2 separate regions of the Mus musculus genome follow, and region 1 is linked to region 2. Evidence: chromatin loops called from intact Hi-C (ENCODE). Cell type or tissue: gastrocnemius. All regions are shown on one strand. Links, peaks and the distances in the headings refer to the core of each region. The heading gives the core; the rest is flanking DNA. Region 1 overlaps Cpeb1 (cytoplasmic polyadenylation element binding protein 1). Region 2 holds the start of Cpeb1 (cytoplasmic polyadenylation element binding protein 1).

Evidence for each region. A loop is a pair of places that touch in the nucleus more often than their neighbours do. Peaks named below come from ENCODE experiments on the same cell type or tissue, not always from the same donor. Only the 100,000 strongest peaks of a DNase experiment are listed, where the experiment ranks them.
Region 1: it touches region 2 in a loop (3-fold over the local background); 6 of 42 quality-filtered maps call a loop at or near these places.

The regions. Positions count from the first base shown.
Region 1 is chr7:81,365,054-81,369,440 of GRCm38, reverse strand. The region is part of intron 3 of Cpeb1 (cytoplasmic polyadenylation element binding protein 1); the gene reads left to right. Among named protein-coding and RNA genes, the nearest start is that of Rps17, 22 kb to the right of the region's middle. In gastrocnemius, for the core only: no CTCF peak of the experiment used is centred there; no DNase peak of the experiment used is centred there; H3K27ac peaks cover 2,136 bases.
Region 2 is chr7:81,453,283-81,457,669 of GRCm38, reverse strand. Cpeb1 (cytoplasmic polyadenylation element binding protein 1) reads left to right here and starts at 2,912. Exons shown (of 12, transcript NM_007755.5): 1 at 2,912-3,036. The coding sequence starts at 3,022. In gastrocnemius, for the core only: CTCF peaks have their summits at 2,071 (motif pointing left) and 3,838 (motif pointing right); DNase peaks (open chromatin) are centred at 2,491, 2,809, 3,080, 3,845 and 1 more place; H3K4me3 peaks cover 2,259 bases; H3K27ac peaks cover 2,316 bases.

The DNA.
Region 1 (4,387 bases), core at 270-4,269, 88 kb after region 2:
GGGATCCACATGGTAGAAAAAGAGCACCAACTCCCAACATTTTTCTTACCTACATACATGTGCATATATGGGCACACCCAGAGGAAATAAGCAGAAGTTTTCTTAAGAAACAGTCACTATGACTATCAAGGAAAAGGTCCTTTAATAGTATGTCAAGGCTATATACCCCATGTTGAGGAATGAAGTGATATACAGCCAACATATCTTAATTTTTTTAATGCTGAACATAGCACATGATTTTAGTGCTTGTACAGATGAGGAAAAACTTGCAAAAGTACACAAAGTGGCATCTATTGTCTGTCTAAGCATTCCAAACCTGGTGTCTTTTGTTCTAAACCTCCCATTCTTCCTATTAAACCCCTTTTCTGTGACCAGAACCTTAATATGTTAGACCAGACTTAAGGTAACCTCATGTAGCTAAGTAAGAAGCCTGGGGTGATCTGTTCATTGATGAAATCTCTTAAGATGAGGGCACTTGACAGACACTTCCCACTCGCTTTCCACCCTTGGTCTCAGTTCATCAGCTTAACCACCCACTGGATTTGTCTTTCTAAAGCCTTTCCCCTTATGACTCTTCTGTATGCAGCATTACTCAGCAGGAGAGTGAAGTGACATTTCAAATCTACCTTGAGGGACCTGGAAGAAAGAACTCTTAATGGCCACTTTGTACAGAAGCCCAGTGGGCAAGTGAGATACTCAGCCTGAGGATGCCAGAGGACATGTCTATTCTAATTCCCTTTTAGAAGTCTCATGAGATTAACCTATTCATCTCCTTTGGTTTCTGTCCTGTTGACCAGTTGAATGTAATGTTCCCTGTGCTGTTTCATTTGCAGACTTCCCCATTGATCCATAGGGTAGAGCAGCCTGGGATGATACAAATGACTTTTGCTCTGCTTTCCCAACCTTTTTCAAACTGTTAATGAGCCAGCATTCAAAATAGGTTTAGGCTTCTCCAATATGGAATATGGATGTCCAGGGCACAACTAAGTTTTCTTGCAGATTTGCTTCAACTCTCTGCAGGCAGCCTCAGAACTAAGGGTACACATAGGCTTCCAGTATACAGCCATACACCTAGGATTGGAGTGATGGCTCCAAGATTTTCCCTGTGACTGCACTTATAGATTACAAGTATTTGATGATTGTGTCCTGTGAGCTTGAGCTGAGAGCTGTGTCTTGTGATAACGGCCTCCAGTCCCAACCCACTACTGTTGCCAGTGCTAACATCAGATCTGGGCACCTTTAGACTCTTGGAGAGGGAGGCAGGCTTCAGAAAATTCCAACAGTGACTCAGCTGAAAAACTGGAGACCTGGCATAGAGAGAAGGCTGAAAGTAGAGAAAGTTTAAAATCAGTCTAAAAATAATTACTGCTGATTTGGTCTCTTGTGCTCTGAAATGGCATTAATGAGTTGGAACCTTCTGCCGGGTTGGGCTGTAAAGGGACAGTCAGGTCACTCGAGGGCATCTGACTGTGGGTCACAGTTTCCAGAAACTTGGCTCATTCTGTGGGCTGAAAGAGATCTCAAGCCAGCTTAATTCAGATTTTCCTATTGTTGGCATTCATTTTATCCCTTTATCAGCTGTGCATTTTCTTTATATGTGTATACATATTCTTTGTGAACAATTTTATCTAGATTTGTTTATAACAGAGCAATAATGAACTTTGGGCAGTTTAAAATAGATATATTCACTTATTAAACTATTATTTTTACATTCCAAATTTCTTTGGGCAGTTTAAAATAGATATATTCATTTATTAAACTATTATTTTTATATTCCAAATTTGTCCTGTGCCCAGTAATACAGTAATGTCTTTTTATGAATGTTTTACCTTAGCCTTTAATGACTGAGCCATCTCTAGCCCCATCAATTCTGTAGCAATTGTCTTGCTTTTTAAAACACGTATCTGCTTGAAGCAATAGGCCTTAGCTCCTTTGCTTCTGTTCAATGTGAGCTTTTTACAGGATGCAGCTAGTTCCGGCCATCACTTTCCCGAAAGTATTATATTCCATGTCATTCTTTTTATTCTTTATTGTTCGTGGTGCTGTGTTTCTCTGCCTCTCTGCTTCTTCCCTACTTCCACACAGTGTTTTTAGAAATCAGACTCTTTGTGAAATGCCCTGTATAGTCATTTTGGCTTTCTATGTCCTTGAATGTTAGTCTTCATTATACTGTAAGAGCTTTATTTATACGCTCCAACCTTTAAATTAACATAAATAATTTCATATGAAGCATGTTTGGGTGTAGTAAGGGTATAGTAATTAGGAACTTAAAGTAATAAAACATAGGGATTTTGGCTGGAGTTTTCAAAGCTTTAGTGTATCTTTAGTGTATCTATCCTCACAGGGATCTTGTTAAAATGCAGATTCTGGTTCAGACCTCAAGTGGTGTTTTAGGTACATTTTAATGAGTTCTTACCATGGCCATCCCTAACTTTTGAGACCTTTCTTTTTAGGTCCCCTGAACTTCTGGTAGGTGAGATTTATCATCTGTGGTTGATGATCTTAAAAGATTTGAACAAAAAGGAGATGTGCTAAGGACATGAAAATAAGTAGACACAAGGTCTCAGTAATGATTGCTGTAGCTAGTGAATGATGCACTTCTGTACTGTGCTCTGCTATGGGATGGACATTGCTAACCTCAAAACTTTGTTAAGATAGGCTAATACTTATTAGGATTTAGGGAAAGATTCATATCTGAGATGTGTTTTGATGTTCAGTGAGTGGAAAAGTTGCTGTTAGTAGGAACTTAACTGAACCTGGTCCAAGTCATAAAATAGATGACTGACCATCTCTTGAGAAAGTGGAATCAACTAGTGTGGGTTGTTATGCCATTTTCTATTTGGATAGGCTTGTTACCATAGTAGAGGATTCCTTTTGTTGGTGTTTGAGGAAGATGGATCTTACTATGTAGCTTTAACTAACTTAGAGCTTGCTGTGTAGACTAGACTGTCCTGGAACTCACAGAGATCCACCTGCCTCACCTCCAAGTCTTGGGATTAAGGGAATATGCCATCAGGCCATGCTCATAGTAGAAGCTTTCTGTAGATAAAATTCCTGTTGTTGACAAGATAATTTGCAAGAATTCCAAGATACTAACAGTTTGCAAGTTAGCTGAGATAAATAGAATTTGTAGCTGGCAAAACATGTATCAATACAAGTGAATATAATAAACTGGAGGGAAGGAGGAAAATCACCTGTATTGACTACTGTGTTGGTTTGGGGCTATTTAAAAAGCACTTACAAAACAAAATCAAAACCAATTTGGGTAAAAGCATAGTTCCCATAGCCCATTCTTGTCCTTAGTGTCCCTAGCTATGACCCCTTTAAACTACTTATTTCCTTTTACAATTTTTTTCATATGTCTTTGTGCTATGTGATGATGCAAAAACACAGGTCTCACCTAAAAGAAAATAGAGGTCATTTATTTTGGAGCCCAGTATGAATGACCATACCTTGGGAACACAAATTCAGGTTTCCTCAAATATCGTGTTCCCAATGTGGTAACAGTTTGATGAAATTTTTATAGTAACAAAAGACAGTCATAAATTAAAGCACTTGAAAAATACACTGATGATAGCCAGGTGTAGTGGTTATATGTTGTAATCTCAGCACTTGGGAGATGAAAAGATCACTAGTTTGAGACCAGCCTAGTGTACATAGATAATTCCAAGCCAGCAGGTGATGAATGGTAAGACCCTGACTCAACAAACAAACAAACATTGATTGAAATGCCAAGTAGACAGGTTATAGCAAAGCTAAGAAGTCTCTGCTATAGACTTCAGATATTATCTGCTGACATTCTTAGCCTTTGGGCATAGTGGAAGCTTAGGGCTTATTTATACAGCTCCAAAAGAATTTTCTTAAGGGGTACATGTGGTGGGGGAAGGGGGAGAGGGAGGTGTGGGGAGTGAGAGAGGCAGAGATCTAAAGGGTTTCATTAGGGTAGTTTATAAGATATAGGCACCTTAGTTTTCCAGTTGTTTCATTGCTGAAGAAACTGTTACTCCTCTGTCAGCTGCACATAAACCCTCAGGGAGGACAGATCTGAAGCTTTTAAGTTGCTGTTTTGCCAGGTATGAAACCTGTTTGTTTTCTCAGCCTCATCTACCTCATAGTTATTCCTCCCCACCCCACCCCTTTCTACTTGCAAGTACTTCCCCATCTCAGAGTCTTTCAACACCTTGCTTTTTCATTTGTTTGGCTTTGGTTTTTGTTTTTCTAGACAGGGTTTCTCTGTGTAGCCCTGGCTGTCCTGGAACTCACTCTGTAAACCAGGCTGGCCTCAAACTCAGAAATCCGCCTGGCTTTGCCTCCTGAGTGCTGAATTAAAAGCATGTGCCACCACTGCCTGGCATTTATTTAAACCCTGAGTTCAGCTATCAACCAT
Region 2 (4,387 bases), core at 74-4,073:
TCAAGACTATCCTGGGCTACATGGTGAGACCCTGCCTCAAAAAACCAAAACAACAAATTAAAATATTTTTGGTTGTGAGTCTAGACTTTAACAAATTAAAAAAGATGTTCTCCTATATTCTTCTTTAAAATTCCAAAAACAACTTTTCACATTTATATATTTAACCTATTTCAATTTTACATTTATATATGATAAAAGTGAGGCTGATCCTCTGGACTTTAAAAAATTCATTACTCTGTGTGTGTATGTGCATGCACTTGCACATATAGACATGTATACCACACACATACACCCGGTAGGAGGATCAAGGACTCAGTCAGTTCAAAAAATGGGTGGGGTGAGGCAGGGCAAGATGGTTCACCAGGTAAAGACATTTGCTACCAAGCTTGATGACCTGAGCTCAAGCCCCATGACCCACAGAGTAGAAGGAGAGAGCTGCGAGTGTCTTCTGACCTCCACTTGTATCCATATCACACAAATAAATAATAGATGTAAAATATGAAAGGAAGCTGGAGATGCCAAAGGTTTTACTCTCATCAGACTATGAAAACAGAAAACGACAGGTCTGAGTTCTCCATTTGCCCCTGTTGGCAAGGGGTCCTTGAGGAAGTCACTTAATTGCCTTCTTTTGTAGTATACTGGGGGTTGACCCTGGAGTCTTGTATGTACTAGACAAGCACACCTATTGATTATATTCCCAACTCTACTCTTGAGTCTGGGGGTGTGGTGAGGGAATGTAGGGTAGGGGCACACAGGCTTACTAAGTTGTCCTCACAGGCTGGCTTTAAATTTGCAATCCTCCCTCCTGCCTCAGTCTCCCAAACAGCTGAAGCCAAGCATGTTCCTTCTTTGAACAGCAGCCTCTTTACCTATGAGTTAACAAGCAAAGCATTTAGAAGTGTGAGAAGTACACGCTTGAATGCCCAGAAAATACTCCACTCCTCCTGCCTTTGGCTAGGTTTAGGGACGGTGATTTAGCAGCAGAAATCTGTGTTCAAAGTTACTTTCTTATAGGCTGGGAGCTTGAAACTTTATATTTTTTCAGGTATCCATTCCCATAGGCCCTCAGGTGCCATTTCAAGTCTTAGATTCTTATCTTGTTTAACTTTGGGTCAGGGAGGACTGGATGTGAAGGATCACAAATTGGCAGCTACTAAGGTACATGGCGACCTTAAGATGAGATATTTTAGAGGTTTCTGATGCCTATCGGCTAACCTATTCCTTCCATTTAATTAATTAGTTAATTAATTAATTTATTTCCTTGAGGTAGACTTCCTTCAGACTGTAGTTCCTAACTGCCTTCGGATGCAAGGCACCCCTCCTTCTGCCTCATCTGTGATAGTATTGCAGTTATGGGCCTAAGCCACCATGGATGTCTTAGTCATAGATGCCATCGGTCTTTCCAGATATGCCTTGGGTCTTCAGAGCATCTCATACACCCTCACTTACAGTTCCCATGTTGTAGGCATCTAAGTGTGGCACCTCTCAGAATAGGAAGAGAAGAGAAGCAAGAAATACTAGGTTTGATTTATCAGGCCTATGCTGCCAAGATGGGGGTTGGGCTGCTCCTAAGGGGATGGGTTCTCCATACTGTAACCACCCTTTCTGCTTAGGACTTCAGTAACCCTTGGGAACGACCACAGAATGGAGACTAGCCAGCTGTCATTCAGCTCCCTCTGCACTTTAACTCCAGCATCTGTCCTCTTCCCCACCTTCTCCAAACACACTAGGCTAGGACCGTAGGCTTCCTTTCTTAATACCCTGGGCAGAAGCTTATACGTTCCTGCCTCACAAACCTGCCAGCAAGTTGGTAACAGCTTCTTCACCTGTCAGGAGGAACCTTGAGTATAATACGCGCTGAATAAAAAGTATAACATATAAAACACTTAGAAATGTTCAATAAGCTCTGTTCTCTTTCTTAACCAACCTAGTGGCTTATTTCCCACCTCCAACTCTCCAGCAACACCTTAAAAGAGACCTGGCAACTTCCAAGCTTGTTCACCTTTCCTCTAGTTTCCAGCTAGCTGCAGAATAAAAGCCCTTCAGAAACTGGGCTCGGGCTTCCCTCCTGTGGCACCAACACGCATTAGCTGGTCTTAGTCAGATTGAGCCTCTCAGTGCATTCCTCCCTCTCCGCCTTCCCTGGTCTGCAGCCCGGAATGCCATCTCCGCCTCTGCGCTCGCTTGGGCTTCCGGTCTGGTCCAGCCCTAGCTGGCCCATGACGCCTCTCGGAACAACAGCTTCGCTCACCCTGATCTCTTGCCCCGAATTTTGTCAGTAAAGCGTCCTGTCATTCTGGAGGGAGCGTCGGGAGCGGTTTCCCTGGGGAACTGCAATCCGAAGAGGATCACTGCTGTTTTCGGAACTTTCCCGAATCCCCTGACGCCTGCGCTCCGGGTTCCAGCTCGCTCCAGATGCAGTGGCAGTCGGTCTGAAGTGAGGGCGTGTCTGCTGCAGGTGGGGATGGGTGGAGGGGCTGGGTTCGGTGCCACCGGGGCTTCCACCCGAGAGGTCACTAGCAAAGGAGAGGCGTGGTTATACGTTTTTTTGGGGGGGGGGCGCACGTCACCGGCGCAGCGGGGCATCCCAGGGTCTTGTAAATCTGTAGGGAAACTGAGGCCCGCGGGAGAGTGAAATGGTCAGGGTCACCGGGCGAGGGACTTGCTCAGGCCTGAGCCCCCTCGGGCTCCGGGGAGGCAGTGGTGGTCTGTCTTGGCTCGAGCCTCAGAACTAACCCCCACCCCCCGTTCGGACCCCCAGGCCCAGGGTGGGCGGCGGAGCGCGGGTCTGGACGGCAGGAAGGAGCGCAGGGGGCGGGGGCGGGGACGAGGCCGGGCGGGGCCGACACAGGTGCTCCTCGTCAGGCCAGCGCCGCGGAGCTTTATAAGCCGCCGGGGTGCGGAGTCGTGCGCTGCTCGCTGCAAAAATAGTGCCCACGTGTGTGCGCGTCCCGCGCCGCACAGACCCGCCGGCCCGCGCGCCCGCCCGCCCGCCAGTCCCTTAGGGCCACGCCGGACCCCATGGCTTTCTCTCTGGTAAGAGCCGCCGGGGCGGGGCGGGGCCGGGCCGGGCGGGGCTGCTGTCCCCGCCGGCCGCCTCGGCTAACGGTCCGCGCGCAGTCTCGCCACTTCACAGGGCCCCCTCACCGCCGCCCGGGTTAGCGTCCCGGGCGGGGCGCCGGTCACATGCCCGCGGTCGTGGGCCTCGTGGAGCGGTGTGGGGCGCGCGGGGAGGGGCAGGGAGCTTCCTCGTGACTCAGGCCTTTGGGCTTAAAGGCGCCGCGGCCCTTCGGGGGCGACCGCCGGGGCCTCGGAGCTGCACTTGCACAACTCTCGGTGGCCTCGAACATACGTCCAGACAGGAGCCGGCCGCGCGGACGGGCGCCCGGACGCCAACACTTCCTTTTTCCGCAGCCGTCGCACGGGAGAGCTCGAGCGGCCGGCCGGCTGGCCGGCGGTGCCCGCGGCTCCCGTCTCTCTCTTTCCTTCTCTCTCTCTCCCCGAGAGTCGCCTTGGCGTCCCGCAGGAGGCAGGGGCTGGCGGCTCGCTGCGGGCGGCGCAGCAGCGAGCCGCGGAGACCCCCTCAGGCTGGGGCGGCGCAGGGGGAGACGCGCCACGACGGCGCTGACATGGCTCCTTTAAAGCCGAGGTCTCGGGCCCCTCGTGCGGGCCGCGCTCTTTCCAAGCCCGGGGAAGTCACGTGGCTTCACACGTTCGATTGCTCCCGGAGCCCTAGCCCCGAGGGTGGACCGGGCCAGGTGAGGTCGCACGTGCGTGTGACCGGGCTTCGAGGGCTGTCCCCGGGAGCCTCGCGGGGCTGGGGGGCGCGGGCCCGGAGGGGAGGAGGAGTTGAGCAGCCCGCGAGGGGGCGCAGGCGGGAAGCCAGCTAGTCCTCGGCGGCGTCCGCTTGCCTCACTCGGGCGGCCTGGCGGGACGCACTCATGTGGCCTCGAGGGTGTCGCTCAGCGTTTCTCAGCCAGCAAGGCCAGGTGTCCAAATTCGGGGGTGTCGGGTTGCAGATGGGCTCGCGTGGCCTCCAGCCCTGACCTCTGGTTTGGGGGAGCGGAGGCTGGACGCTGGGCGGGTAGGGCTGACAAGGCTGCTTCACTGGGGGCCTAGACGCAACGGGGTGTGTGTGGGGGGAGGCCCATGCCTAGGCAGGGGGACCCATGTCAGCAAAGAGCGTCCTCGGTGGGCAGCGCAGGCCACCCGTGTGGGTTGCTGTGCGGTTCCAGCCTCTCACGGTCACGAGCCTCATTTCCAGGGGGCTCTGCAAGGCCACGGTTCCTGCAAAGTGGCCCGCAACACCAGAAAGCACGGAGCACCTGGGCTCCAGGGTCCTATGCAGCCTCGTTCTGTGCAGCCTCGCAGGCGTTAGTTAGCACCG